2 separate regions of the Homo sapiens genome follow, and region 2 is linked to region 1. Evidence: chromatin contacts called from ENCODE Hi-C data. All regions are on one chromosome and are shown on one strand. Each heading gives the region's core, a stretch centred on a gene start or an enhancer-like site at or near the end of the contact. The rest is flanking DNA. Distances are from core to core; before and after follow the strand shown.

What was found. A loop is a pair of places that touch in the nucleus more often than their neighbours do. Pooled maps may share reads with other maps.
Region 2: a loop to region 1 is called in a map of naive thymus-derived CD4-positive, alpha-beta T cell, with 25 times the contacts of the local background. The contact joins the promoter of SEC23B here to the promoter of JAG1 in region 1. A Hi-C loop is called at or near these places in 1 of 168 maps with a recorded cell type or tissue (naive thymus-derived CD4-positive, alpha-beta T cell), 1 of 37 single-sample maps with no recorded cell type and 5 of 50 pooled maps.

What each region holds. Positions count from the first base shown.
Region 1 is chr20:10,672,645-10,675,924 of GRCh38, reverse strand. JAG1 (jagged canonical Notch ligand 1) reads left to right here and starts at 1,926. Exons shown (of 26, transcript NM_000214.3): 1 at 1,926-2,475; 2 at 2,919-3,224. The coding sequence starts at 2,395. RefSeq lists a silencer at 1,304-1,703.
Region 2 is chr20:18,506,266-18,509,516 of GRCh38, reverse strand. It overlaps SEC23B (SEC23 homolog B, COPII component), which reads right to left and starts at 1,577. Exons shown (of 20, transcript NM_006363.6): 1 at 1,545-1,577. RefSeq lists enhancers at 1,307-1,356, 1,707-2,036.

The DNA of each region.
Region 1 (3,280 bases), core at 677-3,176:
GACCTCGTGATCCACCCGCCTCGGCCTCCCAGAGTGCTGGGATTGCAGGCGTGACCCACAGCTCGCGGCCCATTTTACTTTTAAACCGTTATTTAGCACCCAAACTCAGGGATACTTGGGAGTAGAAATTAGAACGGGACAGATAAGTGGGGAGACTGGTGTTGATGGAAACCTCAGTGAGAAAAGTGTAGATGGGATTACAGTTGACAACTGGTTGCCTTGATTTAGGATAATTGGGGAAAGGGAGGCTGGGGCACATTGAAACACCCAGGTTGTCGCTGCCTACCCCAGCTGCTAACATGACCAGCTGTAAACTTGCTCTGTTCTTAGAAACCTCCCTTCCAAAACATGGATTCTCCCGCCAGTGCTCAAGATGGGACACATTACCACTAAGTAAGCACTTTTCTTAGGAGCATTTCTTAGGCTGTTAAAATGCCAAGACTCCTAACCATCCTTGGTAGCTTTGAACCTATGTAAAGAGGTCAGTTAGCTGCCCTAGTTTATTCCTCAGAATGATGAGATTTGGCACTGAAAATATTGTTCATACTGAGCCTCCCATCAAATGCAATAAGTAGATAACCACAAATACCCACCCTTTTATGCTCATAACTCAGCATGTTGGAAACTATTTTCCCTTGACCTATTGCCAGCCCATCACGCCCCACACCCAGGAGAACTCAAGCCCCAAACCGGCCGCTGAATAGTCACGCTTTTCTGCAGGACATACCTACTATTAGGGCCAAAACTTTGTCCACCCTTCAAAGGAAGTCGATGTTTCCATATAAAGGTCCCCTCAAATGCAACAGCAAGCCCGTGGGAGAGGGGTTAGCAGAGGCTACGGCCAGCCCACGGGCTTTCTTCGACCTTGATTATGACCAGGAGTGTAGCTGTTAATTGCGAGGCTTGCCTCAAGGTGGAAAACAGTATCGGTTTCCACTGCCACCCCAGAGAAGGCAAGTTCCGCGGCTGGCGGTGCTGGGGACACGGTCCCTCCCAGGCCCATCTCTTGCCACCCAGAGAGCTGCTCGGAGGCCGCCTACAGGTGCAATCCCGGCACTGCGGCCGGGGCGTCGGGCCGGGGAGGGCGTCCAAGCCCACCAGCATCTCCGCCGGCCCTTCCCAAAGCCTGAACAGGGCCCCGGCGTGCCCGCCGCCTTCTACCCCCGGTTTCCCCGCGCCTCTGCCCCGGCGCGGTTTGGATAGGAAGCTGGGAGCCCTCCCAGGCTCCGCAGACTCGGATTTGGGAGGGGGTGGGACGCGGCCGAGGCTTCCCCTCGAATCTGCGGCAAGCCTGGCTCCAGGAAAGTTTTTCAAAGTTCCCAGCAGCGTCTGCCCAGGTCGCCTCCGCGGGGCGAGCAGACGGCGGCAAGCGCGCCAGCCTCGCCGCCGCCTCTGCCGCCAGCAGAGCGCTCTGGGCGGCTCGCTCGCGGGAAGCGGGCCGAACTCCCGGCGGGCAGGCAGGCCCTCCTCCCGGGGCGAAAGCCGCAGCTGACGCAGGCGGTTCGGAAGGCGGAAGCTGCCCCGCTCCGACCGCTCAGTCAGCGCCGCGGCGCCTACACCTGGGGCCCCGACGCGCGGGCAAAGGCGCACGGCCCGGGGCGCCCGAGGGGGCGGTCCCCGCTGGGGGCCTCCAGGCGTCCCTGAGCAACGATCCCTTCCAAGTACCTCCCCGCACTCTCCCTTCCCTCCTGGCCCGAAGCTCCCGAGGGCGGGGGTTGGTGTGGGGCCCTGGTTCTTCTACGCCGCCCTGAGCATCCCGCTGCCCCCAACCCCTTCCAAGTTCCTCCTCGCACTACCCCCTCCCCAGCAACGTGAAGGGGAGGGGCGTGCCCAGGGTGAGCACGCCCTCTCATGAATATTAATAAGCGCGCATGCGCCCTGCCCGGCGTGCTGGGTAGAGGTGGCCAGCCCCGGCCGCTGCTGCCAGACGGGCTCTCCGGGTCCTTCTCCGAGAGCCGGGCGGGCACGCGTCATTGTGTTACCTGCGGCCGGCCCGCGAGCTAGGCTGGTTTTTTTTTTTCTCCCCTCCCTCCCCCCTTTTTCCATGCAGCTGATCTAAAAGGGAATAAAAGGCTGCGCATAATCATAATAATAAAAGAAGGGGAGCGCGAGAGAAGGAAAGAAAGCCGGGAGGTGGAAGAGGAGGGGGAGCGTCTCAAAGAAGCGATCAGAATAATAAAAGGAGGCCGGGCTCTTTGCCTTCTGGAACGGGCCGCTCTTGAAAGGGCTTTTGAAAAGTGGTGTTGTTTTCCAGTCGTGCATGCTCCAATCGGCGGAGTATATTAGAGCCGGGACGCGGCGGCCGCAGGGGCAGCGGCGACGGCAGCACCGGCGGCAGCACCAGCGCGAACAGCAGCGGCGGCGTCCCGAGTGCCCGCGGCGCGCGGCGCAGCGATGCGTTCCCCACGGACGCGCGGCCGGTCCGGGCGCCCCCTAAGCCTCCTGCTCGCCCTGCTCTGTGCCCTGCGAGCCAAGGTAGGAGCCCTTCTCCGGGCCTCCCTCCCAGCCGTCCTCTCCCTCCCCTCGCGGCGCCCTGGGCGGTTGAGCCCCGCGAGCAGGCTCGGCAGCCCTCGAGCGCCCGACTCCTCGCCCCTGCGCCCGAGCGGCTGCACCTGGGCTGAGCGCGCCAACTCCCCCACGGGAGCCCCTGCCTCCTGAGGGTGACCCCTCCAGGCCGGACAGGGGCGCGTTCGCTCCGCTGTTGCCCCCCGGGAAGTCGTCGGATTTCTTCCGCACTCGTGCATTTTTTTTTTTTTTTGCCCCGGAATCATGTTGAGTCCTTGAACGTAGTTTCGCAAAATTATTTTCACTCGGCGAGGAGGGCTCGTCGGGGCGGGGAGTGGGAGGGAGTCGCCACCTCTATACTCGAAGAAAACAGCTTTCTCCCGCGCTGACCTACCTCCTTCCCTCGCCGGCAGGTGTGTGGGGCCTCGGGTCAGTTCGAGTTGGAGATCCTGTCCATGCAGAACGTGAACGGGGAGCTGCAGAACGGGAACTGCTGCGGCGGCGCCCGGAACCCGGGAGACCGCAAGTGCACCCGCGACGAGTGTGACACATACTTCAAAGTGTGCCTCAAGGAGTATCAGTCCCGCGTCACGGCCGGGGGGCCCTGCAGCTTCGGCTCAGGGTCCACGCCTGTCATCGGGGGCAACACCTTCAACCTCAAGGCCAGCCGCGGCAACGACCGCAACCGCATCGTGCTGCCTTTCAGTTTCGCCTGGCCGGTGAGTGACTACTCGGGAAGGAGGCCGGGCGGAGCCTCACACCCGCGCCTGGCCGA
Region 2 (3,251 bases), core at 328-2,827, 7.8 Mb before region 1:
CCTGTTCATATCCTAAAATCTAGGGTAACACACAACTCAGCTATTGGGGTTCAAGGGAACAAGCCCCTCAAGAAAAGTAGTAAAAAGGCAAATTAAAGAGTCTATCAAATTAAAGTGGCCTCTCGCGCCCACTTCCTGAATATGGATAACAACTGTCTGTTATTTTGGGAAGTACCATACTGTAAATAATTTTGATTAAGGCAATAATATTGCATGGCTAGAAAAGCAAATGAATTACTCTACTACATAAAGCCCAGAACACAAGAATTCCAATGTTTGCTCCAACTGAAACTCTAAGAAATCTGTTTATTTCTGGCAACGGCAAGAACCTGAAGCACTGTGTGCACAGGAAGCACTCTGGAGCTTCATGGGAAGCAAAGGGATAACTAAAGTCGGAATGAAAGCAAGTTCTATCACAACTCTCAGCAAGTATGTCAGCAGATTTCATTAAATAACCGTCTCTCTCTCAAAACGTTCTTTATTAAAAGGCACTGGCGGCCGGGCGCGGTGGCTCACGCCTGTAATCCCAGCACTTTGGGCGACCGAGGCCGGTGGATGACCTGAGGTCAGGAATTCAAGACCAGCCTGGCCAACATGGCAAAACCCCGTCTCTACTAAAAATACAAAAATTAGCTGGGCGTGGTGGCAGGTGCCTGTAATCCCAGCTACTCGGGAGGCTGCGGCAGGGAGGACTGCTTGACCTTGGGAGGCATTGGTTGCAGTGAGCCGAGATCACGCCACTGCACTCCAGCCTGGGCGACAGAGCGAGACTCCATCTCAAAAAAAAAAAAAAAAAAAAAGAAGCTACTGCCTCCATCTAATGGTTTCCAAGCATGTACAGCCTAAGACCTGCTCCCTCCTTTTCCTACTGCCTGTTTCCCTCACCCTTCTAGGGTCTGGATTCTTAGCAGTGGACACATAATCCAAGGGGACTATAGAAGGTCCACTAATCATCTGAAGTTATGCGCATGAGGGAATATGCCGTTTTTCTAGGGAGATGGGTCCATAGCTTTTACCAAAGTATCGGGGAAGGTATCTGAAGAGGTAAATAACTGAAAGTATGAATTAGTGAATGAATGAAAGGCCTGGAAAGATAACAGGAGAATATGCCAAAAAATCTGAACCACCCTTATCGCGCCAACTCGTAACTTCTCAGGACACAGTGACCATGTGTATGTAAGAATAAGTGAGGTTTAATCCTTGAAGGGAGTCCAAGGACCTGGGTTCCAGTTCCAGCTGTCATGAAGCAAAAGTCGTTTCACTTGTCTGAGTCTTGAGTTTCTCAACTATAAAACGGGACTTGGGTCCTTCCAGGTGTGCGCACTCCGCAATTCTGGGGAAACTGGAGCCAGAAATCGGTCCCGGCCTGGTGCGGGACGACATCCGCAGGGGACTCCCGGATCATCCATTCCCCCGCTACCCTAAACTGTCAAGAAAAGGCCTCCTCCCAGAAGCCGCTCACCTCGCCCCCGGCAGAAACTCATACCCGTGCCCTCGGCCCTCCGTCACCTATGCGCCCCGCTCACCTGGCCGGAGCCGCTCACCTAGCTAGAGCCGTCCTCACCCACAGCTGCAACAAGCAGGCTCCGGCTCCCACCGCCAAGTCCAGCTCAGCTCTCAACCGATTGGCCAGCGCCCCAGCGCGTCATGCCACGGCGCTGTCCACTGGCCAATCAAAGAGCGCTTCTCCGACGGACTGGAGGAAGCGAGAGACTCAGAGAAGCTCTGCCACCATCTTGGAACAGGGCAAGACAGGTGTATGTCGCACTTCAAAACGAGAGTTCCTCGGAACACGTTTCCCCACCCCTAAACGTTTCTGTTTCAGAAAACCCCGGCGCCTGCCGCACCGTTGCCTAAGCGCAGCCAGCGCTCCTCAGAGGTTCGCCCTGATACAATATGACATCCGCTCGTCTCAGTGGGAAGTCCCGCTGATCGCCTTAGCTACCGGAAAGCGAGAACGATGACGTATGCTCGCGGAACAGGGAGCTGCACTGGTTGGAAGAAACTAAGGCTGCCGGAAGAAGGCATTAGCATGCGGAAGGGGCGGGGCGGGTGGTGAGCGCGGCGGCGCTTACGCACTTGCTGGTTTGGGAGTCGGTCTCTGTGGTTAAGTTTGAAGTACAGAGGTGTGGTGGTGCTTCACGTTACAAGCTCTCCTACCGTCGCTTGCTGTAATGTCTTGGCGCTCTCAGCGGAGGCTGGCACTAGCGCACAGTCCCTGTCATCCTTCTACATGGAGATAAATAATTGAGAACTGTAATATTCAACCATTTTAGGAGAGTAAGCTTAGAAATACATGGAACATAACTTTCTTTTAAAAAATAATTCCAACGTTTAGATTTAGGGGGTACACTGCGTATTTGTTACCTGGCTATGAGGTTTCGAATTCGAATGAGCTGGTCACCCAGATACTGAGCATAGTACCCAAGTTTTTCAGCCCCTCCCTGCCTCCCTCCCCACTCTAGTAGTCCCCAGCGTCTATTAATGTCACCTTTGTGTCCATGTGTGCCCAATGCTTAGCTCCCACTTTCAAGTGAGAACATGTATTTGGTTTTCTGCTTCTGCGTTAATTCTTTTAGGATCATGGCCTCCAGATGCATCCATGTTGCTGCAAAAGGCGCGATAGAACACAACTGTATAAAGCCACCACAACCATTTTTACACACGCTGACAAGTGGCAAACATGAACACATCATTACTGTGACTCAGAGTTGTAGTCTCTGTAGCATATAAAAATAAGCAAAACGATGTAAACATAAAATTATGCAAGAACATATCTAGGCATCCAAGAAGTATCCATTAATTAGCTCAATTTAATACTAAGTTTTAAGTTATCTACAGATCATAGAAATTATTAATAGTTTAAGGCACAAAGAAACAATTACTGTTAAATGTGAGAATGATTCAGTTTTGTTGAACAAATTCACATTTTTCAGGATCTTAAACAATGTAATGTTAATATTAGCTTATCAATAGTAAACTTTTATAAATTTAGGAAGTTCAGATTAATTATTCTCGGTAAGGAAACAAACTCAAAATGTACACATGTATAATACTTAACACTGAGAAAAGACATAGCTGGGATTTTTTTTAACCAAAACTTAATATTATTCGCCAAAGATTTGCCTTGATTATTTGAACCTGGATTCTTTCTGTACTAGCAATTTCTGTAAGAAAGATTGTTATAGGACCATCAGGTTCGATTGTCCATTGTGCGGTAACAGAAAGAATAGGAGTTGCAGCAGATAAAG